Regions from separate parts of the Mus musculus genome. Here regions 2 and 3 are each linked to region 1. A link is a loop called in an ENCODE intact Hi-C map of the cell type or tissue named here. Cell type or tissue: heart. All regions are shown on one strand. Links, peaks and the distances in the headings refer to the core of each region. The heading gives the core; the rest is flanking DNA.

What was found. Hi-C counts contacts between places; a loop is a spot of excess contacts. Peaks named below come from ENCODE experiments on the same cell type or tissue, not always from the same donor. Only the 100,000 strongest peaks of a DNase experiment are listed, where the experiment ranks them.
Region 2: it touches region 1 in a loop (2.4-fold over the local background); 3 of 42 quality-filtered maps call a loop at or near these places.
Region 3: it touches region 1 in a loop (7-fold over the local background); 5 of 42 quality-filtered maps call a loop at or near these places.

What each region holds. Positions count from the first base shown.
Region 1 is chr4:53,708,494-53,719,269 of GRCm38, forward strand. Fktn (fukutin) reads left to right here and starts at 5,661. Exons shown (of 10, transcript NM_139309.5): 1 at 5,661-5,702. In heart, for the core only: a CTCF peak has its summit at 7,673 (motif pointing right); a DNase peak (open chromatin) is centred at 5,658; H3K4me3 peaks cover 1,603 bases; H3K27ac peaks cover 1,445 bases.
Region 2 is chr4:53,595,214-53,605,989 of GRCm38, forward strand. It overlaps a transcript of Slc44a1 not described here. Among named protein-coding and RNA genes, the nearest start is that of Fsd1l, 31 kb to the right of the region's middle. In heart, for the core only: a CTCF peak has its summit at 5,445 (motif pointing right); no DNase peak of the experiment used is centred there; H3K27ac peaks cover 238 bases.
Region 3 is chr4:53,626,306-53,637,081 of GRCm38, forward strand. Fsd1l (fibronectin type III and SPRY domain containing 1-like) reads left to right here and starts at 5,166. Exons shown (of 13, transcript NM_001195284.1): 1 at 5,166-5,307. The coding sequence starts at 5,293. In heart, for the core only: a CTCF peak has its summit at 5,563 (motif pointing left); DNase peaks (open chromatin) are centred at 2,886, 5,166 and 5,586; H3K4me3 peaks cover 1,641 bases; H3K27ac peaks cover 1,251 bases.

The DNA.
Region 1 (10,776 bases), core at 1,646-9,645:
AATAGAATGCTAGCCAAATTCAGTACTAATATATAAACTTCTTAGGTCAAAATATGTGGTCAGGCAAATTTTCTGAATCTCATAAAAGACAGTTTTCCAACCATATAAAATATTTAGAAACAATATACAGCAAAAGCATACCACAATTTAAACCAAACAAAAGCTTTGAAAATATCCCAATCCTTGTTATAATTTAGAACACCTATTTTCAATAACTTAAAATATTATCTACACTTCCCATCTCTAAATTCTGTTAAGAACCACTAGTCTAGATTTAAATAATCCAAATATTTACTCATGCTAAGAGATTCTGACATTAAGGAGTCTACAGAAATTCAAAAATCAGTACATTAGATTATAACAAGTCCTTCCAAGCCCTAGATAATAAAGGCAGTATTTTACTTTCTAATCACACCTAAGGTTTATCTGCATAATGTAATTCATTGGCTGACCAATAATAAATAGCTTAAAGGGACTTTATTCACCTATTCAGTAATGTTTCATTATAAAGGATATTTTGATCAATATTTCAAATTTATAAATTCAATTATGCTGACATTTCTAGAATTATTGTGCTGGTTAGTTTTTCAGCTTGATAGAGAGTCATCTAAAAGGAAGTGAACCTCAATTGAGAAAATGCCTCCATAAGATTTGGCTGTAAGGCCTTCTTTTAATTAGTGATTGATGGGAGAGGACCCAGCCCATTGTGGGTAGTGCCACCACTGGGCTGGTGGTCCTGGGTTCTATAAGAAGGCAGGCTGAGCAAAGCCATGGGAAGCAAGCCAGTAAGCAGCAGCCTCCATGGCCTCTGCATCAGCTCCTGGCTCAGGATCCTGCCCTGCTTAGTCCCTGCCCTCACTGCTTGTGATGAAGAACTGCTATATGGCACTGTGAGTGAGATAAACCATTTCCTCCCCCAAGGTGCTTTTGGCCATGGTGTTTCATCACAGTGATGGTAACCTTAACTGCAACAATTGTTAGCAACAAATCATCTTTATAGGGCCACTTATTAAACTGATGAGAAAGATGATACATTCTGGCTTTTATTTAAGAAATGATTTAATTCAATGGTTTGATTTGTTACTACTTGAGAAGTTCATTTGCTTCCCAGTAGTGGGTGGTAATGAGGTGCAAATGGCCTTCCTGGTCCTCACTTCCCTCTAACAGAAAGCAACACAGAGACTCAGCAGTAAACATCTTCTGCTGTTTATGTAAAATCAGCTCCAGAAAACAGAAAGTGAGAACATACTCAAGTCCTGTCTGAGGTGTTCCCAGCTCCAATAGTGTGCTATAATAACAGTATACCAGCCGATCCATCGCTGACTAGTGAACTCTCAGTGAAGAGGAAGATAACAGTGTCCTCTCTGATGCCATTCATGGTGAAATGTGTGCATATAAACCTTTTGCACAGACTTTAGTGTTAAGAACAGAGAATGAACATAGTACATGTGTGTTAAGGAGAGCTCCAGAGCTAACCATCTCAGGAGCCAAACCACCTTCTGGTGCTTTCACTTCTTCTTACTCCTCTAATTAGGCTAAGGAGACCACTGAACACTACAGGCAAGAATTTACTAAATACTGGTGATTTCTACTAGCCAAACTCAGCTCTGCAAGCCAACAGGTGAACCAGGAGGCTCTTTGAGTTCATTGTCCATTAGGAGTCTGGGAAACATTTTCAATTCTTCGGTGGCTACCCATCCAACATCAGCAAAAGATGCCACCACATCCTCTCCAGGTGCATGGGGACTCCATTCTGTTACATGACTGGTAAGCTCAGCTGTGCAGCAGCCCTCACCCTCCCAGCTACTCTCCATTTTAAGTTTTATGGTGAAGTTTCAGTTTTGCACGGTACTAGTTGCTTATACCCACTTCACTCAAGGTGAGCACCAGAGAGATTGACAAATCCAGTGATAAAACATATGTTAAGGGAAGGCTATTCGTATTCTAAACAGAGCCAGCCAGTACTATAAACAGTACGATACAAGATCGTACATGCACCAGATTCTTGGGCTACAGATCCTGGCCTTGTCTCCGCTAGACTGCTCTTCATAAAATCACAATTGGAAGGAAGCCAAGGATCATGTCTTCCATATTTCTTCCATATTTATTGACCTGAGTCAGGATAAAAATGGAAACTTAAGGGTAGGGATCTTGTTTTTTATTAAGCTGTTGGTACAGTGCTTGGTTAACCCAGCTCTACTCCATATTGACTCATCCTGAAACTCCGTGATGGAAATCAGGCTCCTAGCTTCACCTAGTACAATTCCCTAAGGGTGTCTGATGGCTGGCTCTAATTGTCTACTTGGCCCAATGTAGAATCACATGAAACAGGTGTCTCCATGAGGGATTGTCTTGGGTTCATCTGTGGGTGTATCAATGGGTGGGGGTAGGGAGATCTATCCTGAGTGTGGACAGCCCCATTTCACCAGCTGGGTCCTGCACTGAAGAGGAGAGAGCTATCTGAACACCAGCATGCATTCTTTGTTCTTACGCTCCTTTCTGCTTTGGGATGAGATGTAACCAGCTCCCTTAAGCTTTCGCTGCTTTGACTTCCTAATATGATATGCCGTAATCCGAGACTGTGAGACAAAAATAAGCCTTGCCTTCCATTGCCCTGTCAGAGTATTTTATCACCGTAACAGGAAATGAAACTAGAGGTTGGATTCCTCAGGCCAGTACCCCAGGTGGTCATCTGTAAGTTTCCCTTGAGGACCTGTGTAGGCATGTTTCCAAGATCTACCAGAAAAAAAGACACACACACACACACACCATGGATGGCAGTATGTGGAGAATGGATGGAGTGAAAAGGATGAAAGGAAAAAAAAAAAAAAAACCACTGTGACTTGACCCCAAGACCAAGACAAGGGCCAAGAAACAGAATCCCACCAATCCCCGAGCTTCCCCAAGCTCAGGAATTGAAATCTTACTAATCCTCACTCTAGAAATCTCCACCCTGGAAAGCTCTGCCCTGCCCCTCAAGAAACCCCATATAAACCCTGCCTGCTTCTCTCAAGTGGAAGCAGCCACCCTGCTGGGTTTTCCCTCCTAATAATTCTCTTGTGTGAGGTTTGTTGTGCAGTGTGACTTTGTGTTATTCCTTGGCTCTGGGTGGAGTAGAGCTATTTAACACTTTTGCTGGGGAAATTCCCCCTGCTAAAGCAGAACCGTTAGACTTGCCTTGGGGAAAACTTTTCCTGCAGCCCCAGTAGAGCTGGAACACTTCTGTAGGGGAAGCCATTCCCTTCAGAGCTGTAACACTTACAGCTTGGATATGCCAACGGGAGTCTACATGCATGTATTCCAGGTCACACAGTACTTACACCATCACTTTTCAACATTGTCTGAGGAATTTGAGACTCCCCTATTTGAATCTGGATTTATGATCCTTCAGAAAAAACTATTAAGGATGGATATTAAAGACACTTCTGTATTCATTTTATTTAGGTGTATGTGTATGTTACATAAGTGTGGGCACCCTCAAAGGCCAGAAGAGGACATTAGATACCATGGAACTGGAGTTACAGAATAGAGCTTGGCTCCTTTGGGAGAATACTGAGTGTTCTTCAGTGCTGAGCCATTTGTCTGGTCCCTGAATATGGCATTTTGATGGTTAAGCTCTTGGTTCCTTAAATTTGTTAGTGCTGGTATCTTCTACTTTTGCCATAGGATACCACAAACTTTACCAGGCCAGAATGTGTAGATACACACACCTGGATGATTCTTGAAAGGTGAATGTTTACTTCTGCTGGAAGCTTTTTTTATTCCTCCTTGTAGCTTTCTCAACAGCTTTAGATTTCGTTCACTAGATTAAAAGACTTTTTACGGTGAGTGAGTCTCCCAAATTGTCTCTCCAAACCTGCTTGAGAAGTACTACTTTCTAGTTACAGGACGGGATCTGATAGCAAGTTAAGGAAATAAGCATTCCCTTTGGCTCAGAGTTGGGGAGGTTAAAGTCTACCATGGGAGGGGGGACATGGCAGCAGGGGCAGGTGGCTGAGTCTACTCACATCTGGATGGACTGGACCAAGAAGCAGAGAGCATACTGAAAGGGGAGCTGGGCTGTAATCCTTAATGTCTGACCTCTCTAATGGCCCACTTCCTCCAGGGTGTCAGAATCCTACCCCTCCAAGGTTCTAAAACTGCCTGGAGACAAGGGATTCCAACAGAAGCGTCTGGGGAGCATTTCACATTCAACCCATCAACAAGGACCATCGATGTCAGCGTGCTTACCTGGTTATTGTCCAACTTCCGGTGTAAGCAGGGCTTTTACTTTGTAAGTTTATATTAAAAAGAATAAGGTTACTTGCAAGTAGAGGAAAATTTAGAAGTAAGTTTCAAAAAAAATTGCTGACAAGTTAAATCTAGGATAACCAAAAGGATTGTCAATTTTCTTTGAAGGGTGCTAAATCCCTTCCTCTAAATCCCAGTCCACTTTATAGAAACAGAAACTTGATAATGTAGATGGCACATTATGACTGTGCTTATATAGGGAAAACAGTGAGATCTAAACTTAAACTTAGCTCAAATCAGAAAACTGGCTAGAAAGCTGGCTAGTCCTCTGCCTCCTGCAAGGTTTATGCAGGATAATATTTACTATGCACTTGAAATCTATTCACTTCTAAAACCCGGGAAGTTTTTTTTTTTCCTCCTTATAATTTCCAGACATAGTTGAGCATAATAAGCATTCCTAATATCTTTTAAAATATCACCTCTTAGTACTCCAATAGGCATCAATTATATTGTGTGCATGTGTGCATGTGTGTGTGCGTGCGTGCATGTGCGTTTGCATGTGTTTAAAGACAAGAGCTCACTCTAGATCCTCTTGCCTTGGCCCCCCAAATACTTGAATTGTAGGCATGTCAGACAATAGAAATTTTTGATACAGCCACATTCCATCACAACTTTTTGAAAAATTCTGTTTTAAGACAAGCATGGCGATGCACACTTGTTATCTCAGCACTTGAGATGTGGAAGATGTGTAGGATCAGTTGAACACCATATTGGCTGAGTAGAATTTAAGGCCAGTCTGAGCTAAATGATATAGAACGGGGTGCGTAGGTAAATTATTTCATTTTTTTCTATACGCCGTTAGTAATTTTCGTAGAAAGAACGTAAAATTACAATAATTTCTTTAGTGCTTTTTAATTTTCAAAAATTCCTATCAAAATCCACATCTGCTCCTTGCCAATAACTCTTTAAATGGCTCTGCTAAAAGCAAAGATGCTAGGTGCCAGGCCCAGAAGCATCTATATTTCTTTCAAGCCCCAAACTGGAAGATCGCATCTTCTAGACCTGGATGTCAAGTAGGCACCTCAACTTCATGAGTACTTGCATCACTACATAGTGCTCTTCCCCATTCTGTCCCCAATAGCAGAATGTAGAGAGAGGAGAAGGGGGAGGAGGGAGGGAGGGAGGGAGGGAGGGAGAAAAAGAATCGTTATCCACCCTAGGTTTGCACTTTCTGCGCTCTGTCTGATGAGCCGTACACTACGGGGGACAGTTCTGTTTTTTCTCTAAACTCCAGGCAGCCTCAGGGCACTGCCGGAGGGACGGCTGATTGCAGATTTCTGATGGCCAAATAGGCCACACTAATAGGAGCGCTCGGAGAACAAAGCAACAGCCAGCGTACGCCGCTGCGCGCTTGACCGCTTCTTTGCGACAGTTGCCGTAAAGCGAGGCCTCCGCCGCAGCTCTAGAGTTAGGTAAGATGAGGGCACCGGGGCCGGGTAGCCGAGCCTGGGCGTGGGCGGGTTCCTTCAGGCACTGTCGCTGGTCTACTGGTATACCCTGAGTAGCGGTCGTCCACCTTTGGGGTACCCTCCCTACGGCGGCGGGGAGGAGTCCGAGGTCGGCCGCAGTCCGTGCACGAGCTTGCTGCCGCCGTCCCCGCTGTCCCGGCGACAGATCGTTCCCACACGCCCATGCTGTCCGTTGATCGTCCTGACCCGCGAGGGTTCGATTTTGGAGGTTCATGGAGACGCTTAAGAGGCCGGGCTGGGACAGTGACGCTTGAGCTGGTTGGCGAGAGCGGACGATGCGGGGAGACCGATCAGGTGTGAGGACCAATGCATGCCAAGGTGGCTCCGCCGGGGAGGAACTGATGCAGCCTGCTGCTGCTCTGAGTGCATCCGACGCCGTGGCATGAACTTACAGGGAAAGGAAGGGGGTTGGCAGGGCAGCCGCCCAGGGAGGGTTCCACCTGAGAAGGACTTTGATGCTGCGCCAAAGCCAAGTTCTGTGTACAGCAAGCAGCCTGCTGCAACTGCTTCGAAGAGAGGTGGTGGTTGGCTTACCAGTCGCTTTCCTCTCTTCTTAGACTCCTCAGTAGTCATTCTTAGTTCGTTTGAAGGAGTGCTCACTATGCTTAATAGTATGATGACGATGGTAATAATAATAAGTAACAATAATAATGATAAGGTGGGCGCGGTTAGCGATGCGAGATAACTGCATGTAGGAACGTTCCTGTCTTCCGTTTACATTATCAGTTGGGGAATATCGGGAAAGATTTGATAAAAATGGGGCCGGGTAGTTAAAAGCTTTAGATAAAAGTCGTCCAGAGAACTGAATTCAGATTTCATCACGATCGCCAATTTCTCAGGTAGTACAAGGCAAGCCGCTTTCTTGTATGTCTCAAGCTTTCTCGGCTATAAAGAATGATATTCCAGTCTTTCTAGTTTGAAGATTTCCATTAAGTAAAAGTCAGCCTGTGAGCCAACCATGGTAACACACACCTGTAATACCAGCACTTTGGAGGCCAAGACAAAAAAAAAAAAAAGCACTAGGAAACAGAGCTGCATAATGATCGACAGACCAGCCTTGGGTAAATGCTCTCAACCAAGCAGTTAGTCACTTGCCTCTTGAGGGAAAGGCTTTACTCACTGTCTTAGTTAGAGCTAATACTACAGTGGTGAAATACCATGACCAAAAGTGACTGGGGAAGAAAGGGTTTGGTTTGCTAAGTTTTAGATTACAGTTTATCATCCAAAGCACTGAGGGCAGCAACCTGGAGCAGGAGCTGATGCAGTGACCATGGAGGGATGCTGTTTACCTGCTCTCATGGTTTGTTTGGCCTGCTTTCTTGTAGAACCCAGGACCACCAGCCCAGGAATGACACCACCCATAATGGGCTGGACCCTCCCACATCAAATCACAACTTAAGAAAATTCTCTACAGGAGGCTTGCCTACAGTCTAGTCTTGTGGAGGCATCTTCTCAATTGGGGTTCCCTCTTCCCAGATTATTCTAGCATGTGATAAGGTGACATAAAATTAGCTAGTACACTCAGTTAAAAATAACATGAAATGTAAATCAAGTAACTTGATTTGAGCTGGCTCAACTCACTCACTAAAGTGCTTGCCATTGTAGGCATGGTGATACGACTTCTGCCCTCTTCTAGAAGGTACTTTAAAAAGCTGAGCATGGTAGCCTGAACGTATAATCTCAGAGCTGGGGAGAGGGAGATAGAATTCCTAAGGATCCCTGGCCATCCAGCCCAGCCTGCTTAGTGAATTCTAGGCTAGTGAGAGACTTGTCTTTGGGGTGTGCAGGAGTGGGGGGAGGGGGTTGGAGAGGTGGCTCAGTTACTAAGAGCAAGCATGAGATGAGGACCTGAGTTCAGATATTAGCACTCACATAGAAAGCCAAGCATGGCTATGTGCATGCCTGTCACCCCAGCACTAGGGGGAGCCAGCAGAAATGAGAGGATTGCTGGCCACCAACCAGCCTGGCTCCAACATCAGTGAGAGGCTCTGTCTGAGGGAGTAAGGCAGAGTGTGATAGAGCAAATACTGGGCATTTTCTGGCCTGCACATTCCTGCCCTCTCACACAAAGGCTGGTGGTACCCAGAGAGTGACCCCAGAGGTAGTGTGACCTCCACAGACTTGCAGGCACTGATTTACTGATTTGCACTCATCCCCTCTGTGCACAGTAACAACTGATTTAGCACATTCCATTCTAGCAGTGAGAACATTGGCAAAATAAGGTTGCTGGTGGTAGTGGGTTTCTTTTGTTTTGTTTTGAAACAGAGTCTCATTGTGTGGCCTTCTCTGGCCTGGTAGAGGAGGCTGGCCTCTAACCCAGAGGTATACCTGTCTCTGTCTCCCAAGTGCTCGAATTAAAGGCTTACACCACCATGCCTGATTGAAAGTAGACTTTATTCTATTTTATTTGTATTGCAGAATTATGTTCAAATAGGAAAGACATTAAATAAAAAGAAAAACATCTACATTTCTTCACCTGAAAGTCAACCTTACCTAGCTAACTTTTTATGCAACCTCTCTTCCCTAGGTCCTTTATTTCCTCAAAGAACTTTCCTTCCAGCATATTCAGAAAGGAGTCACCATGTGCTTATGATTCTTCTGGATAGTCACATAGACAGAGTACAGTATTTTACCTTGTCATCTTCCAGTGACAATGTGGCAAGGTAGAGGTTATTTTGTAAAGGATGAAGAAGCGAGTGAACATTAATTAGGTAAAGGTCTATCATTATCATCAGTCCTGGGACTGAATCTAGGGCCTTGTGTATGCAAGCACTCTACTGCTGAGTGACATTCCCAGCTCCGTGTTCAGTTTGTATTTTGAGATAGTCTCACTGAGTTTCTCAGGCTGGCCAGGAACTCTGCAGCATAGTCAGCTTTTGAATTTACCATCACCCTGTCTACCTTCCAGACTAGGTGGTATTATATACAGGTCTGTGCCATGAGGCCCTACTAGACTTTGTTTTTTTCATACTATATATTTTGGTTATATTCTTTCCCCACCCCAAATTCTTCCCTGATAAGCCACTCAACTTTCTCTTATAAAAAGCAAAGCAAAACAAAAATACATGGGGGTCTATTTTGTGTTGGCTAACTATTAATGAATATGCAGTCTATCCTGAGCTACGTTTGATACATGCTGTCACTCCATTTAAGAAAAACTGTTTTCTCCCCCTGCCCTTCAGAAGTTATTAGTTACAAATACCTTCTTGGCTCAGGGTGGGACTTCATGCCCACTTCCCCTTCTCCGAGCTGGGATTTTTGTCTGACTTGAACCTGTGCAGGTCTTGTTCATGCTGTCACAGTCTCTGTGAGTTCATTGGCCTTGTTGTGTCTGGAAAACGCTGTTTCCTCTGGCTCTTACAGGCTTTCTATTTCCTTTTCTACAGATATCCCTGAGCCTTGAGGGGAGGGCTTTGATAGGTTTTCCCTTTAGGAGTGAGTGTTCCAAAGTCTCTCATTCTCTGTACGTTGTCTAGTTTGGAGTATTTATGTTTGTGGTCAGGACATGTAGGGAAGATGTGAGAGCAGTCACAGCTGTTTGGCAGCATGAACTAGCAAGAAGAGAAGCAAACTGTATGCACAAATGCTCTGTCCGTACAGCAGCAAAATGGAGAGATTGTCAGGCACTCTTTGCGACTTGTTCCTGATAACATGAAGGAGTTATGTTTTAACTTTTCACATATAATGTGTTCTCTATCTTTCTCACATATGTACACATGTGTATAAATTTTTCTGTCATAAAAAAACCTTCCATCTAGTCTAGAACATGTTTCCTACTACCCCAGTGTTCTTATGAATAACTGATCTGGGGGAGGTCTGGTCATTTAAAGATAAGAAACTAAAATAAAATGAACATTTAAAAATGTTACAGCGGGAAGAAAATAAATGAGAAAATAAGTGATAGCTGTGTAGGTCAAAGGGGACAACTAATGGAAGACGGGGAAGTCCGTGGTTAAGGGCATGCACTGCTCTTCCCAGGGGTCTGATTTTGCTTCCTAGAACCCATGACAGGCGACTCACAGCTACCACCTGTAACTCCAGTTCCAGGGGAATTCCAGTTCCTCTGTCCTTCACGGGGCCTGCACACATGTGAGCACACCCACGCATTTACTAAGAGTAAAAACTCATTTTAAAATGACAGTGTTGTGCTGTCCTTCAGGGGTAATGTGCTGACCAGTCCTGGAGAGAGTGAGGCCTTGGGTTCAATTAGCAGCATTGCAAAAAAATCAGGCAACGTTCATTGGCTCAAGTGCTAGGAGTTGGTTGTAAGACAGCAGTCTGGCAGAGTTCAGGAAGAAAGGACACACAAGGAGACACAGATTTCATAACAGCCTATGAAATGGAAAATTGACCTTGAAGCTTCGGCAAGGTGACATGATAACAGGCTTTGGAAGTTGAACAACTGAAAGGGCAGTGAAGGAGTTATACTTTAGTTCTGGAAATAGAGAATCCAGTGTCCTAATGAAGTTATTTAAACATAACTTCAAAAAGCTTTCTATAATCATTATAAGTTTAAAGAACACTCGAAGACTGAAGAAAATGAATATACAGTTACCACCATCATTATATAGTCTAGGTAAACAAGAGTTGAATTTTACAGGTAGGGAATATGTTTGCATACTTTGTACATCCTGTCAAAACAGATCAGATTCTCTGTATGTGGGGCTGTGGTGTTGACTGTTATCAAAAGAACATTTAGCTTTACAGGGCAGTGATATAAATCCTGTAACCTATCAGGGGACGTGAAGTATGACCTCCCAGCCAAACTTTTCTGACATCGTGTTTTAACAATACCAACACTAACAGTAGTGGTACCTTCACAGTCTCTTCTTGATGAGCTGCGGAGATGAGTGGGCACAGGGTATGGCAGTAGGATCACTGTGGAATAAGAGTCAAATAGCATAATTACGGGACAGAATAAAATAACCAAGTAGAAATAAGTAGGAAAAAGAAAGAAAGAACCATAGTTTGTCAGTTTCTCATTATAACCAGGGAACAAAAGAAAACGTAAATGTTA
Region 2 (10,776 bases), core at 1,045-9,044, 110 kb before region 1:
GCAATATCTTATGTATCTTTCCCTTGTCATGGCTGGGCAGCAGCATCATAGGAATCTAACAAACTTGAACTTGGATCCGGCCAACCCTGTCACTTGGGCAAGTCACTCCCCTCTTTATCGGGCACCAGGGATCCAGTGATGCTCTGAGGATTCAGTGCGGAAGGGTGATGAAATGCCAAGTGTGAGAAGCTAGCTGAGCTTGGCTATCAGGTCTCCCTTCTTCTCCCCTCCCTTGATACAATGAGTCTTCAGAAGGCCAGTCAGCGCACACTGGGGCCTGCAACAGTGTTACTATCACATAGTTCATGCTGCTCCCCCTGCCCCCCCCCCACCGCTGTCCTGATAGGCGTACTTTTAGAACAGATGGATTAAGTAATAACGCTCCTCTAGGGCAGATGCTCTGTCCCAGTCTCTCTGTAAACGTTTGAAGGTCTTTCTGGAATGGAGTCTGACAGTCATTAACCAGCCCCACTACACACCCAAGAGGACTCCAGACTGTCAGTATTTACCCAACCTGGGCCATGGCTCTAGTGTAATTCCCCAAAGCTAGGGTTTCCTGCCCTATGGGCCAGGCTGTTCCGTCTACACAGATAAGCAGCTTATGTCTGACTGGCCCAGCCCCAAATCGGGAGAGGGTCTCTCTGCTTCTCCTTCCCAAGCGTGACCTTTTTATTGGCAGATATTGCCTAACAGGGTGGCTTCCTGCTCATTAGCTAAGCCTACATGAGCTAATGTACAGACTACACTACATTAGTGACAGAGCTAGTTCAAAGTTAATCTTTGACTTAAAGAGATCACATTTTGAGTAACACCCCATCATAGCACCTCTTCTGTTCAAGTTATCGACCCCCAAATTTCTTGCAAATGCCAACATATTGGCAGAGTGTGACTGAACGCATTTTGGCAGTGAACCTGGCGATGAAAATAGAGCCAGGAAACAAAAGACTACAAGACACAAAAGAAAAGGCAGGCACGGAACTCCAGTGTTAGTATAAAGGCGCGAGGCGGGAAGCATGCCGGCCTGGAGAGAGTGCCGATTCTGAACAACAATAATAATAGAAACTCCTGTCCGAGGGAGCGGCTAGACAGAGAGCGGTGTGGCTAACAACAGGCCTGGAATAAAGAAAGCCCCAATTTATCTGTCCTTGAAGGATTTTAAGGTATGTTCAAAGTTTAATAAGCTTTATGGGGTCAGAAGGAGGATTATACCTTCCTCAGGAAATACAGGCATCAGGAAAGAGAGCCTTCGGATAAGTCCACTGTCCCAAGCTGCTATTTAGAACATTTGAACACCCTGTATGTTCCAGAAGGCTTCTTGTTTGCTTGGAAGTCTAAGTGTACTACACGCAGAGATGAGTTAATTATTAATAACAATTAGTTTAGTAATTCCTGCCTTCTTGGAAGTCCTCTTGGATGGCAGTATGTTGCTGGAGACCTGGGCCCACTGCCTGGACCCTTACCCCTGTACTTATTGCTGTCCCCTAGCAGTAGCTGCCTAGGGGTCCCTCCTTCAGCCATTCAGACACTGACCGGAGGGCTCTTTTGCCTACCATCATTTAGAACAAATACATGGTCTGTAGAGCGCTCCCCATCCATAGCCCCAGAGTCAGGGTGTTCTGCAGGAAGCCAGGGTTGTGTAAGAGAGGAAAGGGATCAAATGGCCTACTTTACTTTATATTAGACTCCGGGAAGAGAAAGGAAGTTGAAACCGTTGATTGAATACAAGTCAAGAACATTCGTAACTTGTGTTATTTGCAAAAGACTGGCCTCCGACTGGGCATGAAATACAAAACCACAGCGTTTCCTTTGTCCCAGAGACATAGGGTGGCAGAGTATGAGGCAGTTAAGAAGACACACTCCTTTCACTGGGACTCCCACATCTCTTTCTTCCACATCGATTTCTCTTATTTCCAAGAAGGATGTCTGCAAAGTGCCAGGGGGCTGGGTGTCTTGAGTCGGCGGGTGCTTATCACTAGGGTAGTCTAGACAACGGCATGGATTTGTTTCTGAGCAAAGTATGGCCAGCATCTGTTTGGAATGACATAGGCATGTAGGAGAAAGCACAGTTCTGTGAATAAGCAAGCAGATGCCTGCAGTTCCTAAGGTTTAGCCACATCCTCTCTGGGTTGAATATCCCTTGTCTGGAATCCTTGGGACCATGAGTTTTGGCAGTTGTGAGCTACTAGATACAGGTGCTGGGCATGAAACCCAGGTCCTCTGAGAAATCAATACATGCTCTTAACCACTGGACCAGCTCTCCAGCCTCTTTCTTTCTGGAATATTTACCTATACATAATGAAATATCTTGAACACAAGGCCAAAATCTCAACACAAAAGTCCTCCACAGTTCATGTACACTTTGTATATGTGCCCCCCCAACACCAATTTTTGTACAGTCTTTTTAATGTGCCCAGAGTTTAAGACCCATCACATGATGTCAAGTGAGAAATTTTCCTCTCTGTGGCATTATGTTGCTACTTCCAAAATTTCAGGTTTTAGAGCATTGCATAGTCAATCTTTTCAGAAAAAAGTCAGTGCTCATGCTGGACTTTATTGCAAGTCAGATGTTGGGCCTTAAAAAGTAATTTCACCTTAAATTTTCTTACTTTTTGTTATGAAACAACACCTAGAAATGGTTACCCTTTGCTTCGAATATGCAGCCTGTTAAATGAAATCTACTAGTATTTTATGAACTAGGTTTGTGAGACTGGTGGGCATTGCTTTAGGAACTGCTGGGAAGTACTGAGCTCGTGGGGTCAGTTAACGTTGCTGTGCTGAGTGCTTTATGGATGCTGTCTCTTTTGATCCTTATGTTTTTGGTTGTGGTCCTAACCTTTAACAGCTGAGCCATCTCTTCAGCCCCTTTTGTTCCTTATAAAAATTGTGAGGTGTCAGGAGGTTGTGTTGTATGTCTTTAATCCTAGCAGTGTTTGTTGTAGGGAATATAAACTTGTGGACCCAGGTACCCACAGAGTATATATAAGGGATGGGAAGACTATGGGGTCAAGGTCTTATATTTGTCATCCTGCCACAGACTGCGTGCATATTAGCAGTTCTTGCCATCAGAACTAACCAATGTTTTGTTCCTGTATAAGATATGACTCCTTTACATCTTAAACCCAGTCGTTAGACCTACCCTCACCAACCCTCCATTTCATCTTTGGAATATGGAAGATTCTTTCCCAACTTGTTCCTCAAATACTAGCCTCCTGATCTATTTGCCAAAACAAAGCAGGCATCATGAGCTTTGTAAGATTTTATTTTTGTTTGTGGGACTCTGTGTGTGTGTGTGTGTGTGTGTGTGTGTGTGTGTGTGTAAATGTGGGCACATGTGTGTGGGTGCTCTCAGAAACCAGTACAAGGTGTTGGATACCCTAGAGTTGAAATTACAGGCATTTGTGAGCCACCAGATATGGATGCTGGCCACTGCATTAAGGTCCTCTGGTACAGCAGGGAGTGCTCTTAACCACTGAGCCATCTTTGCAGCCGCATCAGGGTCATTCTAAAATATGAGTCCTGTTATGAGTGCACAGATCATGAGTGCAGTACACTTTACAGGTCATAGAAAGCCCCTACTTCATCATCAAATGCATAGTGACTGACTTTCTGTTTCCTGTACAGCACTTAAGAATTTTCCTATCTGAAGGCTATCAAAAATGGGCACCTACCTTCCCATGCACATACATGGAATATACATATAAGCGAAGTACTGTGTGAGAAAACAGTATAAATATGCATTAATTAATTGATACAATGTAATGTTATTAATTCAATAGAAACTATTTGATGTGTATTAGTAACAAAGACAGTTGCATTGGATATAAGTTTTAATTAAAGAAGTGGGCTCTATAATAATATAACCTCATGTTTATTTAAAATATCAACATATGCTCCATATATCCCGCAAATATGTGTGTAAAAGACTGCTCAAAGTATTATAGTAATTGTCTATTTTCAGACACTGCAGCCATAGTTCATTTTCTTGACTTTGCTCATCTCTTCAGGTACTAATTATGGAAGCTGGAAAGATGGCCCAGTAGCTTAGAACACTTACTGCTCTTACAGAGGACTTGAGTTCTGTTCTCAACACTGATGTGTCAGCTCACAACTCTAGTTCCAGGGGATCCAGTGCTGTCTTCTGGCTTAGACTGGCTCCTGCAGGCACGTGGTGTACCATTCTCACACAGGCACACCCAAACACACAGATAAACTTAAAAATGATAAATCTTTTAAAAACAATTAATTGTACATTCCATGAAGCTCAAGAAGAAGGAAGACCAAACTGTGGGTGCTTCCATCCTTCTTAGAAAGAGAATAAAATACTCATGGAGCAAATATGGAGATAAAGTGTAGAGCAGAGACTGAAGGAAATGCCATCCAGAGACTGTCCCACCTGGGGATCCATCCCATATACAGTTACCAAACCCAGACACTATTGTGGATGCCAAGAAGTGCATACTGAAAGGAGCCTGATATGGCTGTCTCCTGAGAGGCCCTGCCAGAGCCTTAAAATACAGAGAAGGATGTCAGTAGCCAACCATTGGACTGAGCATAGGGTCTCCAATAGAGGAGTTTGAGAAAGAACTGAAGGAGTTGAAGGGATGCAACGTTACAGGAAGTACAGTATCAAACAACCAGTCCCAGAGCTTCCAGGGACTAAGCCATCAACAAAGGAGTACACATGGCTCCAGCTGCATACATTGCAGAGGATGGCCTTGTCATGCATCAATGGGAGGGGAGGTCCTTGGTCCTTTGAAGGCTCGATAGATGCCCCAGTGTAGGGGAACTGAGGGAAGGGAGGTGGGAGTGGGTGGGTGGGTGGAGGAACACCCTCATAGAAGCAGGGGGAGGGAGGATGGGAGTTTTGGTGGAGGGGAGGTAAACTAGGAAAGGGGAAAACATTTGAAATGCAAATAAAAAAAATACCCCCCCAAAAAAAAATTCAGCCCGGCATGGTGGAGCACACCTTTAATCCCAGCACTCAGGAGGCAGAGGCAGGCGGATTTCTGAGTTCAAGACCAGCCTGGTCTACAAAGTGAGTTCCAGGACAGCCAGGGCTATACAGAGAAACCCTGTCTCAAAAAACCAAAAAAAAAAAAAAAAAAAAAAAAAAAATCACATACTATCTCACTTCACTGAATGCTTATGTATTTTTCATTTTAAAATTGCATTTATTTATTTGTGTGTGTGTGTGTGTGTGTGTGTGTGTGTGTGTGTGTGTGTGTGAGTGATGGCTCTCGTGTCGTGATGGTCAGAGACTGTCTTGTGGGAGTCGGTTCTCTCATCTCACTGGGTAGGTTCTGGGGATTGAACTCAGGTTGTCAACCTTGGCTTCTGCAGTAAATCTTCTCACCTGCTTAATAAGTGAGCTTCTAAATCAACTGTCCTCTTCCACTGGACGTGTGATGTGTCACTAATCCCTGTAGGTGGCGTCCACTGGATGTGTGATGTGTCTCTAATTCCTCTAGGTGGCGGTGTCAGTTATCAAACAGTGTTCTCATAGTCCTGCTTTCTGTGCGATGTCATTCCTAACGAACATGTACATAGTTTTATTTTGCCTTTGACCTACAACAACATTGATACCCACTTTAATTCCAGAGAAAGCAATGTATTTTTATAGCTCTTTTTGAATATTGTACTTAGACAATTCCCCTGACAGGGACAGTGTGAAGGTCTCTGCCTGGACATTTTCAGTGCCTTGCTGCTTTGCTTCCTAAGTCATTTCCCACCTTTACGACTAACAACAACCACATGACACTGAGTGCTAGTTCTTGAACCCATTCCATGAGTTGGCCACACTCCGTGTCTTCAAACGCGTCACTCACATACTCGTGTGGAACTGCCATTCTTCCCAGTTTATACATGAGAACACAGAAGCGAGGAAAGCAGACAGCTTGCCAAAGAGTAGTTACTCACCATAAGCTGAGTTCACAGGCACCCTTTCTTCACAGAATCCTACATGGATAAGTTGGGGGACAAATAAACAGCTATGCATAAGTAAACGAATGGGTTAAAGAAATTGTTTTGTTCGTTTATACAATAAACATAAGAATTACAATAATAAAGATGTAATTGAATGAGTATAAAAATAATTTTAAAGTAGTGTCATTGAATTGTGATGACAGAATATAGTCATTACCTCCCTTTTCCTCCTCCTCTTCCTTCTCCTCTCCCTCCTCCTCTTCCATTTACACACTCTACCCAGTTACTGGAAAATCTCATTTACAGGTGACTAATATTTTAGTGTGTATATGAGCCATATATTCATCACCTGTCCATCCACTGATGGCCATCTAGGTTGTTTCCACTTCCTTGCTCTTGTGAATTGGGCAGCATCGAGCATGGATGAGCAGGGATCTCTATAGCAGGATCTGGAACCCTTCAGGAATACACCCAGGAGTGGTATACGTGTGTCTATTTCTAGGTTTTTGAGGAATGCTGAGTTCCATAGTAGCTACACCCATTGTCATTTCCCCCAACAGTGTAGTAAGCATTCTCCTTTCCCCACCCCCATGCCTGCATTTGTTGTCTTTTTGTTTTAATCTTTGTCATTCTGACTGGAATAACATCAAATTTTTAAGCAGTTTTATTTTCCATAATGGCTACAGATGTTAAATTTAAGAAAGAAAGAAAGCCCCCTTAAAAAATGGGGCTCAGAACTGAACAAAGAATTCTCACCTGAGGAATACCGAATGGCAGAGAAGCACCTGAAAAAATGTTCAACATCCTTAATCATCAGGGAAATGCAAATCAAAACAACCCTGAGATTCCACCTCACACCAGTGAGAATGGCTAAGATCAAAAATTCAGGTGACAGCAGATGCTGGCGAGGATGTGGAGAAAGAGGAACACTCCTCCATTGTTGGTGGGATTGCAGGCCTGTACAACCACTCTGGAAATCAGTCTGGCGGTTCCTCAGAAAATTGGACATAGTACTACCGGAGGATCCAGCAATACCTCTCCTGGGCATATATCCAGAAGAAGCCCCAACTGGTAAGAAGGACACATGCTCCACTATGTTCATAGCAGCCTTATTTATAATAGCCAGAAACTGGAAAGAACCCAGATGCCCCTCAACAGAGGAATGGATACAGAAAATGTGGTACATCTACACAATGGAGTACTACTCAGCTATTAAAAAGAATGAATTTATGAAATTCCTAGCCAAATGGATGGACCTGGAGAGCATCATCCTGAGTGAGGTAACACAATCACAAAGGAACTCACACAATATGTACTCACTGATAAGTGGATACTAGCCCAAAACCTAGGATACCCACGATATAAGATACAATTTCCTAAACACATGAAACTCAAGAAAAATGAAGACTGAAGTGTGGACACTATGCCCCTCCTTAGAAGTGGGAACAAAACACCCATGGAAGGAGTTACAGAAACAAAGTATGGAGCTGAGATGAAAGGATGGACCATGTAGAGACTGCCATATCCAGGGATCCACCCCATAATCAGCTTCCAAATGCTGACACCATTGCATACACTAGCAAGATTTTACTGAAAGGACCCAGATGTAGCTGTCTCTTGTGAGACTATGCCGGGGCCTAGCAAACACAGAAGTGGATGCTCACAGTCAGCTAATGGATGGATCACAGGGCTCCCAATGGAGGAGCTAGAGAAAGTACCCAAGGAGCTAAAGGGATCTTCAACCCTATAGGTGGAACAACATTATGAACTAACCAGTACCCCTGAGCTCTTGACTCTAGCTGCATATGTATCAAAAGATGGCCTAGTCGGCCATCACTGGAAAGAGAGGCCCATTGGACACGCAGACTTTGTGTGCCCCGGTACAGGGGAACGCCAGGGCCAAAGGGGGGGAGTGGGTGGGTAGGGGAGTGGGGGTGGGTGGGTAAGGGGGACTTTTGGTATAGCATTGGAAATGTAAATGAGCTAAATACCTAATTAAAAAAAAATGAAAAAAAAAAAAGAAAAAAAAAAAAGAAAGAAAGAAAGAAAGAAAGAAAGGAAGGAAGAACGGAAGAAAGGAAGGAAGGAAAAAAGAAAGAGGCAGAGAGAGAGAGAGAGAGATTGAGATCTCTTGGTGCTTTGCTCTCCTCTTGAGAATGCTGTTTAATTCCTTACCCAGGCTGATTTTGTTGTTTTGGGCCTTACCACCTCAGTCGCTAACCAAGAACTGTCCCCATCAAATGCTCCCCGCCAATCTGATGGAGGCCATTCCTCAAGTGAGGGTCCCTCTTCCCAGGTGACTCTAGTTGTGTTCTTACTGAGTGTGGGGTGGTTGTTTGTTTGTTTGTTTATTATTTGGATATTCTGAACACTAGACTCTTTTCAGACACATGATCCTCTCAATCTGTGGACTATATTTTTACCCTTTTAATAATGTTCTTTGAAGCATACACATCATCTTTAATTTTGATAAAGTCAATAACATCATTTCCCTGGTTTCTTGTACTTTGTTGTTACATAAATAAACAAATATTTCACCCAATCCAAAGTCATGAAGATTTGGCTCTAAGTTTTCATCTGAGAATTTACAATTTTATTCCCGTTTTCATCTTTAAACTGTTTGAGTTAGCTTCTGTTTGGGGCATAGGAGGCAGATATCCAGCTGTCTTCTTTCCCACATAGAGGTCCAGCTGTTCTGTCACTCTCTGTTGAAAGAGTATTCTTTTCTCCGTTGAATGGTTCTTGGCACCCTGTCATAGTCAAAGTCAAATGGCTGTATGGCTACATTGCTAGGTTCACAGCAGTCTCGCCCTGCTTCATGTTTCAGGGCTGGTCTACCCATATGATGCAGCGGAGTGAGTAGGTTTTATTCTCCAGAGAGTACCCAGAGTCCAGTGGTACCCATGCTTCTTACTGTCAGCTGTCCTGAGTAGGTGACTGGCATCCTCTGCTGAGATGTAAGAGTCACAAGAAGGATGTTTGCACAGCAAGGATTATAGTTCAGGTTATCTTCAACAGGATCCATGAGACAGATGGACAGATAAAGCCTAGATGCTTAGCTCAGCTAAAAGAATTTAAATCCCAGATATGTGTAACTGTCTATGTGCACCTCAGCACCTTCAAATGCATCTGAAACGTGTTTATCAAGGCCTGTTCTGGTGCATACTGTAAAGCAGCTTGAATTAGAAGGGTTTTACTTCCTAGCATGCACCTAGCGTAAACTGCGGCAAATTATCAACGACATCAAGGTAACTGTAGAATTGTTAACTAGTTAAAAGTCAAGACAGTTGGCTCTGGTTTTTAAACAGTTGACTTTTCAGTCTTTTTCTTTGTAACTAGTTAGCTAATATGCCAATTAGCTCTCCAGGCCACTCCTTGTTAAAGGTGGTAAACCTTATTCTTTGTGTACATTGTATGCAATGCCCTGGTTGATCTGCTTGGTTGAAGGGGACATCTACAGGGTTACAGAATCTTACTTCCAATGACATTAGATTATTCACACACTAGCTCTAATGTTGCAAGGGGGCATAAAGACATTGATTTCATGGCTAGGAAGCTGTTTTTCAATCTTTTGAGGCTAAAGCTTTGTTGTGATATGACCTGTCACAACACCTAAGGTTGGGTCGCTCTCTTCATCTCTCTTCCTGTTTACTGGTGCTGAAGACCATAGAGTATCATGGTATCCCTTGTGTGTGGCAATGTCCAGTGTTGACGACGGTGGCACGAGGGGCCCAATACTGAATTTGGGAACTGATTTTTTGTTTTTGTTTTGTTTTTTTGGCTTTTTTCGAGACAGGGTTTCTCTGTATAGCCCTGGCTGTCCTGGAACTCACTTTGTAGACCAGGCTGGCCTCGAACTCAGAAATCCACCTGCCCCTGCCTCCTGAGTGGTGGGATTAAAAACATGCACCACCACGCCCTGCGGGAACAGATGTTTACTAAACCCAAGTCTTATACAGCCCGATCTTATACAAGATCAGAAAGGTAGACTTCTAGATCAAAGTTTTTCTCTTGAAATTGCTTTGAGACTTACATTTGATACAATTAAAACTAAACTTTCTAAGAAGGGGCAAAGTGTCCACACTTTGGTCTTCGTTCTTCTTGAGTTTCATGTGTTTTGCAAATTGTATCGTATATCCTGGGTATTCTAAGTTTCTGGGCTAATATCTACTTATCAGCGAGTACATTTCATTTGAGTTCTTTTGTGATTGGGTTACCTCACTCAGGATGATGCCCTCCAGGTCCATCCATTTGCCTAGGAATTTCATAAATTCATTCTTTTTAATAGCTGAGTAGTACTCCATTGTGTAAATGTACCACATTTTCTGTATCCATTCCTCTGTTGAGGGGCATCTGGGTTCTTTCCAGCTTCTGGCTATTATAAATATGGCTGCTATGAACATAGTGGAGCATGTGTCCTTCTTACCAGTTGGAACATCTTCTGGATATATGCCCAGGAGAGGTATTGCGGGATCCTCCGGTAGTACTATGTCCAATTTTCTGAGGAACTGCCAGACTGATTTCCAGAGTGGTTGTACCAGCTTGCAATCCCACCAGCAGTGTTCCTCTTTCTCCACATCCTCGACAGCATCTGCTGTCACCTGAATTTTTGATCTTAGCCATTCTGACTGGTGTGAGGTAGAATCTCAGGGTTGTTTTGATTTGCATTTCCCTGATGATTAAGGATGCTGAACATTTTTGCAATTGCTTCTCAGCCATTCAGTATTCCTCAGCTGAGAATTCCTTGTTTAGCTCTGAGCCCCATTTTTAATGGCGTTATTTGATTTTCTGGGGTCCACCTACTTGAGTTCTTTAAATATATTGGATATTAGTCCCCTATCTGATTTAGGATAG
Region 3 (10,776 bases), core at 1,385-9,384, 82 kb before region 1:
AAGTAGTAGGTTGCTCCCTAGGGCAGCAGCTCTCAGCCTGTGAGTTATGGCCTCTTAGGGGGTTGAACCACCCGAAGTTTGGCCATGAAGAGGGATGGACATTTTCACAGGGGTTGCCTAAAACTGTAGGAAAACACAGATATTTACATTACAATTCATAACAGTAGCAGAATCACAGTTGTGAAGTAGCAATAAAAATAATCTTATGGTTGGGGGTCCCCACAACATGAAGAACTGTATTAAAGGGTCTCAGCGTTAGGAAGGTTGAGAACAGCTGCTCTATGGTCTATCATCGCTCCAGCCATTGGCTATACCAGGTGTATACTATCAGCTGTCACCTTCTGTGGAGCAGGTCTCCAATCCAGTCAGCCAGTATCTGTAGGACTGTGGACATTTGGAAAGGAAACCTGTCTTCCTACGGTTTCCAGCAGTGGGAGTGGATTCTACCAGTGGGATACTAGAGAACATGACATCGTTTTCTGTGTACTCACCCCAAGGAGACAGAAGTCAGTGACTGTATCCATCCCATGTGTCCGTTTAGGCTGTGAGCTGGTGCTTGAATTGTGCTTCTCACACTTCTTTGGTTCTCCACCATTCAGGCTTATGCTTGCTCTCTAAGTGTGAGCTAGGCCACCGCACTGCTCTGTCTCTCTGCCAGCCTCCTCCAGGGCAGAGCCAACCTCTCCTTTGTAGGAGCTGCTGTCGGACACTGAGTGCCTAGGCTTCCAGGGCTTTGGGGGGCGGGGTGAATCTGGGTTTTCATTAGAAGGAAGCAGGAAGCACAAAATGAGGTGTCTATGGATGAGAAGTGAGACTAAGCACGGGTGCTGTTGTGGATGTTTATCGTGTGTCAGACACAGCTGATCACCTGACCGGACTTGTCCACTTAATCCACTCATCAGCTGCAGCTGGTGCCATGAGCCTGTTTCACAACTGAAGAAACAGAGGCTTGGAGAGGCTTGTCTTACTAGGTTGGGTTGGAAAAGTGAAAACCTGGGTCACTAATCAGGGAGTGATGGGTGAACGTTTGGGGCTTTAACAAAGGGCTGCACCTGACCGGTGATGGGCATCAGGAAAACACAGGGATCGCACAGAACAGGGGAGTTGGAATGGGAACAGGTTTACTAAGGCTCCAAGACTCAAGTGGAGAAAAAACTATGCAAGAGTAGCCTTGAAGGACTTGCTGTGTAGAAGTGTAGCGATCATAGCAGCCACTGCTCATTACAGGCCCACTAAGCCAGATGTTTTTCCATACACAGTCTCCTTTAATCCTCACTAAATGCAAAAGGCAAAGTATGGTCCCCATGCCATGCCGTAGGAAATGAAGCCACAGTGAAGCTCAGAGCTTACTGATAGCTGTAGAGCTGACCAGCGGCGGTATCAGGATTCAAGTGTAGCTAGCTGGTGGTGCCTGTAGATCCAACTGCCTGATCCTCAAAGGGGAAGGTTGTCAGATACATGGAGAAGAACGGAACTTCCTCTCCCAGAACTCCTCAGGAAGCTCAGGCCTGCGTGGAGTACCTAACATCTCTCAAAGAGGACAAAGAACCTAGTTTGGCGTGGGGCAGTTTTGCTAGACGTTAGCGGTGTCATTCACGAGGTGATCCTGCCTTGGGGTTTCATCAGAAAGCAAGCAGTTCAGGGAAAGCCAGAAGCTTCCATGAGGTAGCCCTGACTACATGAGCATCTCAGAACCACAAGCTCACATTTGGAAACAATGTATATCGTTACTCCCTGCTGTCCCTTTCCCTTTGAAGTGTATCATGTTTGTGTGCGACAGGTATGCACAGGTCCAACAGGCACACGTGAATCTGTGTACCACGAGTATGGGCACCAAAGGTTGGTATCAGGCATCATCCTGTTTAATTGCTTTCCACTGAAAACGTGAGGCATGATCACTAACTCTGCAGCATGCTGAGTAGGTTGGGCTGGCTGGCCTGGGAGTGCCTGGTATCCTTTTCTCTCTACCTCCTTGGCATTGGGATTGCAGGCATGCCACCACACTGGACAGTGCTAGGTATCAAGCTTATGTCCTCATGCTTGGGTGACAGGCATTCTACCAACAAAGCTATCTCTCTAGACCCTTTGTTTTCTTCTCTTAGGACTTTTTAATTTTTATTTTATATGTGCAAGTGTTTTGCCCGCTTGTATGTTTGAGTACATGATTGCCTGGTGTCTTTAGGGGTCAGGGAGGGGCAATGGATTGCCTAGAAATGGGAGTTACAGTCCTGAGCTGCCATGTGGATGCTGGGAACTGAGCCGAGGTCCTCTGGAAGAGCAGCCAATGCTCATAACTGCTGAGCCATCTTTCCAGATTCCCTTGCCCCTCCCCCACCCCCCTTAAAGAGCAGTTTTCTTCCTCTCAATGGTTCCCAAGGGTTAGCTATGCTAGTACCATCTGGAGGGTTACTGAAGCCGACCCTGGAGTTTCTGTTTTGTTGATTCTGAGGAAAAGGCTGAGGACTTGCATTTCTAAGAAGTTATCAGATGATGCTGATGCAGTCGGTCCTGAGGTCAAGATTTAAGAACAACTGCTTTAAAATAACGTTACTTTAAAAACATTTCCTAAACTCATTTGGTATGCTAAGATAAGTACATGAAAGGCAAGGGCTTGCCTGTAGTCCAAAGGCTCAGTGGGTGGGTTTGCAGCCTAACTGCCTGGCTTGGTGAGGGAGTGTAGTGAGAGAACTTTGAAGGCTAGAGGGGACACAAATCATAGCCCAAAGGAACTGGGTGCTGAGAACGAGGTTAGCAAATGGTCATGGGTGAGCTGTCCTAGGAAGCCAGACGTCAAACCAGAGTCAGAGATCTGCTGGGAGCAGAAGTCAAATGGGGTACAGCTGTTGTCAAAATCCACAGGCTGCTTGGCTGGCCTGAAAGGAAAGAGCTACAGAGACTGGGGCAAGGAGCCAGAAATGAGCTCCCAGGGTGTGGCTCTGTGACAGTCTGGTGATCACATTGCAGGGCGACTGTGTCTCCCAAACCCACTTTCTTGACCTCGTGGTGGTGTTTGTTACTCAAACCTTGCCCAGGAGCTTGCCTCTGGTGGAAGTGGGGTGAAACTTTGGAGATGAGACCAAATGCTCTTTCCGTCCTTTCGTGATGGGTCCACAGTGTCAGTCAAGGGTGGCAGTTTGACCTCTGATGTCCTCTCCTCTGCAGGTTGCATTTCTCAGCCATAGAAAATGACTCCACTTCAGCACTGAGATCAGCCCTCCAAGCCACCAGCCCTGGGTCAGTGGTTGGGGACCTGGCTTCTGTCACATCTCCCCCATGTAATTGAGGGGGCTTGGCTAGTAGAGTCCCTTCCCTTGATATCAAGAGCTGGCTCCTCTGAAGGACTGCATGCCAGCCTCCCTTCAGCTGGCAGGAGTGAAGCTGGGCATTCCTCTCCTAAGCCCCAGCCAGGCCTGCGAGCATTGTTTCCTTAGCCCTGTCTAAACCATGTTTCCTTTTGTGTCTTTTATCATATACCTTGCATTTCTGTTCAGGTAAGAAAGGGTCATGTGGTGGTGGTGCACTCCTTTAATCCCAGCACTCAAGAGGCAGAGGCAGGAGAATCTCTGTGAGTTTGAAGCCAGACTGGTCTACAAAGCAAGTTCCAGAACAGCCAGGACTATACACCCTGTCTCCAGAAAAAATAAAGCAAAGCAAAGCAAACAAACAAACAAAAAAGGTCTATTGGGTGCACAGTGTGTGGCCTGCTCTTTGCTAAGGTCAGAATACAGGTGTGGTAAAAGAAGTTTTGATCTTAAGAAACCACAGTGTCGTTGGACTCTAGTAGAAACATAAAACATTGAAGTGTAAATATGATTCATCTAAAACAGCTCCTGCCTCTCCAAGGTCTTGATTCTTAACTGTCCTTCTAACTAGATATTCTTCCTCAACCCCTTTCATATAACCCTTACCCAGGTCATTCCTGCGTAATGTCAGGAAATTGCACCCCACCTCTTCGGAGTCTATTAACTCTGTGCAATTTAATTGTTTACTTTATTTCTTCCATTTACCTCATGCAATTTCCTCCTTTGTTAATTTTTTCATGTGTGTGCTTTGGTCGAGGGTATTACAATGTGTGGGCACACAAGTGGGGGCACCTGTGTGCTGGTGTGTGTCTGTGGTCACTTGGCTTTTATGTGGGTACCAGGTTCTGGGTATACAGACTCTGGTACTCATGTCTGCCCACTGATCTATCTTCCTCCTCCCTGATTTCTCTTACAAACTTTTCTTCTAACAGCCTCATGGATTTGTATTGTCATTTCCCACCTTAGATTGTAAGCTCTTTGAGAAGCAGGCCTTTTCACTGAGGATTTGTGTAGAAGGGCAGAACCGGTTCGTAAGGCTCATTCATACTCGTTTCCCTTTTATTCCATTAGGATGTGAACACCCAGAAGAATTTTTCTTGAGTCACCTAAATGGAGATGAAGCCTGCCTTTCTGGAGAACCTTTCCAAGTCTTCTCCCCAAGCTTTCTGGTCTGCACTGCCAGCTCCACCCGTCCTGAGCAGATTCTAATGTGCTGTCCCACTCTCATTTACTCCATGCTCTGGGGAGTTCAAACACAGGATTTAAGCTGTCCTCTGCGAGGTCTGCATTCATTCTATTTCATTGATGACACAGGTCACGGAAAAAGACTTGCTTACAAGGTAGCAAGATACTAGTAGGGCAAGGTTGACCAGGCAACAAAGCCCATGTGGTCCCATACCCACGTATCTGTAACTTCTTTCTACCCCTTGTCCCAGAGCCCTTTAAGGTTTCCACCACGCTCCCTGAAGACCCTTCCACATGTTTCCGCGGCCTCTCCATCCTAGCGTGTTTATTCCAGCTGGATCACTGGGCCTGGCCTACCAAGGCTAAGTGGAGAGACGCTGCAGGTGAAGGATGCGTCCCGGGCTGAGCTAGCTCCCAGGCTCTCCGCACGACCTGGCTGCTGGGTGCCCAATGGTTCATTGCAAGGCCCGCAGCGATGGCACAGGAAAAAGGATGCAAAGAAAGAAGCAGTTGCAGAAGGAAGACGCAGGCGGCCAGGCAGCGCTCCATCCTCTCCGCCGGTGCGGGTGTCGGCGCACGCATGCGCATGCGTGGCGCGCTCGCACCCCACCCTCCCGCGGGCCGCCCTTTCACCCTGGCAACCGCGGCTCGGTAGCGGCGCGCGCGCGGGTTGGGCGCGGACGGGCGGGATCTCTGCGGGACGGGACAAGGCTGACGGCGGCAGAGGTAGCGGGTCTCTAAGGCTCCTCCAGCTTCTCACTCAGCTCCGGTGACAAGTTCGGCCCGGAGGGCTTAGTCCCTAGCCATGGACTCGCAGAAAGTAAGCGGGGGCGCAGCGCGGGGCCGAGAGGGTGGGCGGGGCGCGCGGGGCTGGGCGCGGAGGACGAGGCCGGGCCTGGGACCCACCCGACCCGACCCGACCCGACCCGACGGGACCTGAGAGCCCGCAGGGAGCGATGGCCGCGCCCGGGACCCCGGACGACCTCTGTCCTGCTCTTGGCTCCGGGAAGGCACTGCGGGGAGGAAACCGCGAGCCGCACCCGGGTCTCTGCCGCCCTCTGCGGGCGCTAGGCCCCTTTCTTCCCGCTGCCCGCGGCGTGCTCCGAGGGTGGGTCCCTCCTCGGTTGGAGTGAGGACCAAGGCTCGGCCTCGCGTGGGGGGATCCCCGCCCGCGCGGAAGCTGGTGTCTCTTTTCTTCCACCGTGTCTTCAGCATGGTCTCTGCGCTGTAGGTCCGGGGACTGAATCTCCTTTGTACATCTGCCCACTGCCTTGCTAGTGGTTTATTTATAAGCAGATCTCAGTGTTTGCCTAATTGAGGAAAAAGGCAGTTGTCAGGGCCGCTGCCCCACCCTCGTCCTTCAGTTGGTGAGGCTGGCCAGTAGTCTTGTTTCGGAATGTTTAGTACTTTGAGAACAAGTTTAAGGAAAGAGTTACACAATAGCCTTTTTTAATTAAGCAAATAGTGCACTGAATACAATTGCAACTGAATTTTTAATATTCAGTAGTAATTCCTGTATTAAAAAAGTAAGCCACCTTGCTATCTTTGTTATGTTATAGTGTAATTGCAATACATTGCGGTATAGGAAAGAAAAACACAAGTGTTATTAATAATACATCAGGGAAAACAAGGGCATTTCTAAGAGGCCATTCTTTTTTTATTATTGCATAGAAAGTGCCAGAAAGAGTTAGAGAAAAACTGCAATTCTTACCTGGATTCATCTTTCTGAGCTTGCCTTGAGACCCATTCATTTGGGTATATCCAATTATTATTTCCACAACTATACTATAGTATCTTTTAAAGAGATTACTAGTATGTCTAAGAATGTGTATTTTGAGTGTGTATAAATTTAAAGGATTCTCTGTTAGGCTGATAAAACATTGCATGACTTATTAGAGGAAAGGCATCATGTGATATTTAAGTGGGCATTAGCAAAGGTCAAAAGGAAGAAGAGCAAGTGCCTGGAGAATCCGGAAAGATGAGTTTCAGGGTGCAGTGTGTTTGCTACCTGTATGCAGCGCACATTCCTCTCTTTCATCTTCTGTTCTGTAGAAATAAGAAAAGAATATACTATTAGAAAGTCTGGATAAAATACTCCATTCGGAAAACAGTATTTTCAAGTTTATGAATAATTAGTACTAAAATAGTCTGTGCATGGTAAAATGCTAAAAGTGCTTCAATGTAGATCATCTTATCAGGGGACACTGAGGAATCAAGTGTTTGACGTTGTGAGTTCTATAAGGACAAACATGGTTTCAACCAGGTTTTTCTCATTTTAGACAATGTATTTGTGCACCCACAGGATCCCATAAGTAGTTTCCCCAGAGGTAGTGAAGAGTTAGCTGTTCTTTTACTGGTGTTGATGTACTGGATAATTCTGAAAAGTCAACTTTTCAATATTAAAATTTTGGTGGAGGTATCAAGCAATCTTCTAGCGAGGAGAGCTTGTGCTATGGCTTCTGATGGATATCTAGGTCTAATGTTTGTAATTAGCACTCGTGCTGTCAACCTGAGCTTCATTTTCTTACGGTTTGCTGCAGAGTCAGTTAGTTACTAGCTACAAATAGTAATGAACTAATTGGGTATTCTTGTCTATTATCTAAGACAGTAGTGCACCTGTAGCATGAGGTTTCCAGACTATTTCCTGTTGTAGAATGTTCACATAAAAATGGTAGCAGAAATGGTCCCCAGGTCTATAAAGAAAGTAGCGACATGCTGTAAGTGGCAAGGAAGGCCTAGGGATTTGGGTTGTGAGTTATTAAGAGGAGCCAGCTCTCTGGTCATACTGTTTATGGGCCATCATAGCTTAGATGATTTGCCATGAGTCTCCATTTCTTCATCTATAAAATAGAATATCCACTGCAGTCTCTTTAAGAGTTATGAGGATTGTGTCCATTTCTGGAAAACCACCCAACAGTATTATCTGTGAGCTCTTGTTAATCGCAGACGCTCAACCTCAAAATCACGTTTTTCTTTTCAGAGCCACTCCTAGACTTCCTTAAGGTGTGTTCTCTCCTTGTTTATCTTTAAGAAATTATTTCAGTTGGTGGTGCCAAGAGACAGTTGTTAAGTCCCAATACAAAGAGGATTAAGAGTTGTGAGTCAGGCAATCTATGATAAAGACATTAACTGGGTGTCTTACAGAAGCTTGCTGCTGGCTGCTCAGTACATGGGTGCTGCTGGCTGGTCAGCACATGGGGTGGCTTCCCCAGATGCCTTTTTTTTTTCTCTTTTGTCTGTGGAAACGACTTCAGTGTTTTGTTAGCAACAAATGCTCTATTTCAGTAGAGGAGGAAGACGAAGTTGCTGTGGGTGTGTAAGGCATACTGTAGGATACAGAAGCAGTATTATCTCCTAGAAATGGACAGAGGGATTTTGTTTATGTAGAGTTTCTGGGACACTTTTGTGAGCAGGATGTGTTATGGATAGGTGGCTTTGTTTGATCCCCAGACCTTTTGAATATGTCCTTAAGTGGTTCTAAGATAAAATCTGGAAGGTTTCTTTACCCGATGAAATAAATGTGCACATTCAGAGAAAACACTGAAACAAATAAGACAGCTGAGCCTCTTGGGTACTTCTTTTGAAGTTGGTAGTGCAAGGTAAATTTCCGTGCAGATCACTGGTATTCATGGGGCTTTCTGTTTCTAGGAAAGGTGCTTGTTACAGCAGTGGGGGTGAGAGGGTGGGCAGAGGGAGGATGCTGTTAGGAGCTGGCTTTGTTAAATGCTTTCCCCATTGTTTTTCTGAGTGTTCTTCCTAGCTGGGTAGGGACTCAAAGGTCTCCTTTATACTACAGGGTAAAGCTCGACTGGGGACATCTGCATTTGTCTTACCTGTTTCCTCTTAAATCCTGATACTTGCTGTACTCCATATCCAATTGGGTATCCATAGCTATCCAATTGACCCATCCGTGTCCCTTACTTGCTTTCAATTTAAAAAAGAAAAAGTTTCTCAAGGGAAGTGAAGAAGACTGGAAGTTGGGTGTTGTGCATACAGTACCATGTCACACTACACTCTCACAGCAGAATTCTCTCATGGTTCACACAGTCACTCGGCTAGCAAGTGGCAGTCTGGATTCAAACCAGGTTGATATTTTTGTTTTTGTTTTTTCCATATTCCACACTTTTTCATTACCTCTCTCCAGGCCTGTATTCTTGGCTTCTAAATACTAAAACAATTAAGGTTATTAAAATTTAAAATATTAGGTCCCAACAGTTAGGAGCTGGGGAGATGGCTCATCAGTTAAGAGCCCTTCCTGCTCTTGCAAGAGGGCCAGAGTTTGATTCTACGACCCACATCGGATGACTCACAAGCACCTGCATGCATGTGCGCCTCCCCACACACATACACATAATTAAAAAGAAAATAGATCTTTTAGACAAATAAAATGTTATTAGGGACAAACCCCAGTACAGTGGTCAGGTTTGTTGGTTTGTTTTAGACACTTGTCAAGTGTAGTGAAGTGTTGATACGTGGTATAGAGTACAAGTGAGAGGAAAGTCTGGCATGCAGGTCAGGTAAGATCTCTGTCCTGCATCAGCGTCTCCTCTTCCTTCCTTTCTTTCTCTTCTTGGAGGGAGGGGTGGGAATCTTACCTCTCTCAATAGAGCTGTAGACCATGAAGTGCCACAGAAATGAACACCATGTGAGTGCCCATGCACTCTATACTCACATATTAGTACCTTCGTGTTTTTAATTGAACTTGGCAGTTTCTAAATATCAGTAATGAAGCAGGCTTTTTTTTTTTTTTTAAGTTTTAACACAATGCCTCTTTGCAATGCTTGGCTGAATGTCAACAGGATTATTCATGCAGCAAGCACATACTGGATGTTGGCTGTAGTGGTGGCTATTCCACACGGACCATACTTGGAAGCAGGTGGACTTGCCAGCGGCCTTCACTGTGTTCTCACCTCAGCTGATTTTCCCAGCCTCATTCAGATGTAATCACTGATGTTTGTTGATTGGTAGCAGTTTAAATTTGGTATATAATTATTTATTTTTTAAATATAATTTTTAGCATAGCCAGTCTATGTACCTCTGCTAGATTACAAATACAAATAATACAAGTTCTATTGCAGGAAATGTTAGTGATAAATACATTAGCAAAATCTCCTTTAATTCTGAACCTTGACGATAACCACAGTCAGCATTTGATTTGCTGGTCACCTTTTATGAAGAGTAGGCAGCATACTACATGTACTTCTTTACAATTTGCCTTCCTGTAATATTTCATGAGCATTCCCCCAGTTTATCATCATTCCACAACACTTCATATCCAGTCAGCATAGTGCTTTCATATGAATGTGATTCTTGAATACGCTTGATGGCTATCCTTCTGTTAGATGTTTATGTTGGTCCCAGGTTTTAAGATAATAAATAATGCTGAAAGAAGCATTCTTGTAGCTAAGTCCCTGCCTTCGTTCTTAATAAACTACTTGGCATACATTGGAGAAGGGGAATTGCCAGTTTCTTCAAATTCTTGAGATGTATTGCTGCTCATTTGTCCTTCAAAAAGGCTGTAGGGGTCAGTGCTACTATCCACAGTGTTTGAGCATCTCCATCTAGGTTCTCCTTGTGCCTCCCTGACCCCTGGTTTACTTGTTGGGTAAGTGGTTTGTTATTGTAGGTGGTGGGTTTTGTTTTGTTTTGTTTTGTTTGCCAGTAGGGGTGTTACTGCTCTACTCATGTGGCCATGGGGAGTGGGTGAGTACTTAGTCTGTTGTCAGGCCTGGGATGGTGAATGCCCAAGGCTTGCTTATACAGGGCAATCAGACTCAGGGGCTTATAGCTCCAAACCTTGAAAACTAGAGCTTTATAGCCCCAGGCCTTAGAAGCTAGAGCCACCTAGCTGAGTATGGTCAGGTAAGAAGCTTACTGCCCCATGGCTCCAATTGCCAGTGGCCCGACCAAGGTGAGAACAGCAGTCACCAGTAGTCAGGGACAGCCACTTTCACAGGTCTAGTGCTTTGGATATTAGACTCCATAGTGGCATGAGTTAGCTCTTGAGCTACTGGTGTCAAAGCCCTAGCCTTCAAGGTTTAGAGGCTCTCAGGCATGCCTAAGAGAATTGTGTTTGTGGTCTTGGCAACCACCTACCTCTTTACTTTCTTTGTATTTCTATCACCGGTTATCATCTACTGCCTTTACTTCTGCCACTGCTGTTCCTGCTGCTGTCTGGACTCATCACTATCTTCTTGATGTCGCTGCTGAGGTGGCAGCCACTCTACCTCCACTTCGAGGGCCATCGCTTGTTTTTCATGCTACCATTTCAGCCCATTCTACTTCAGAT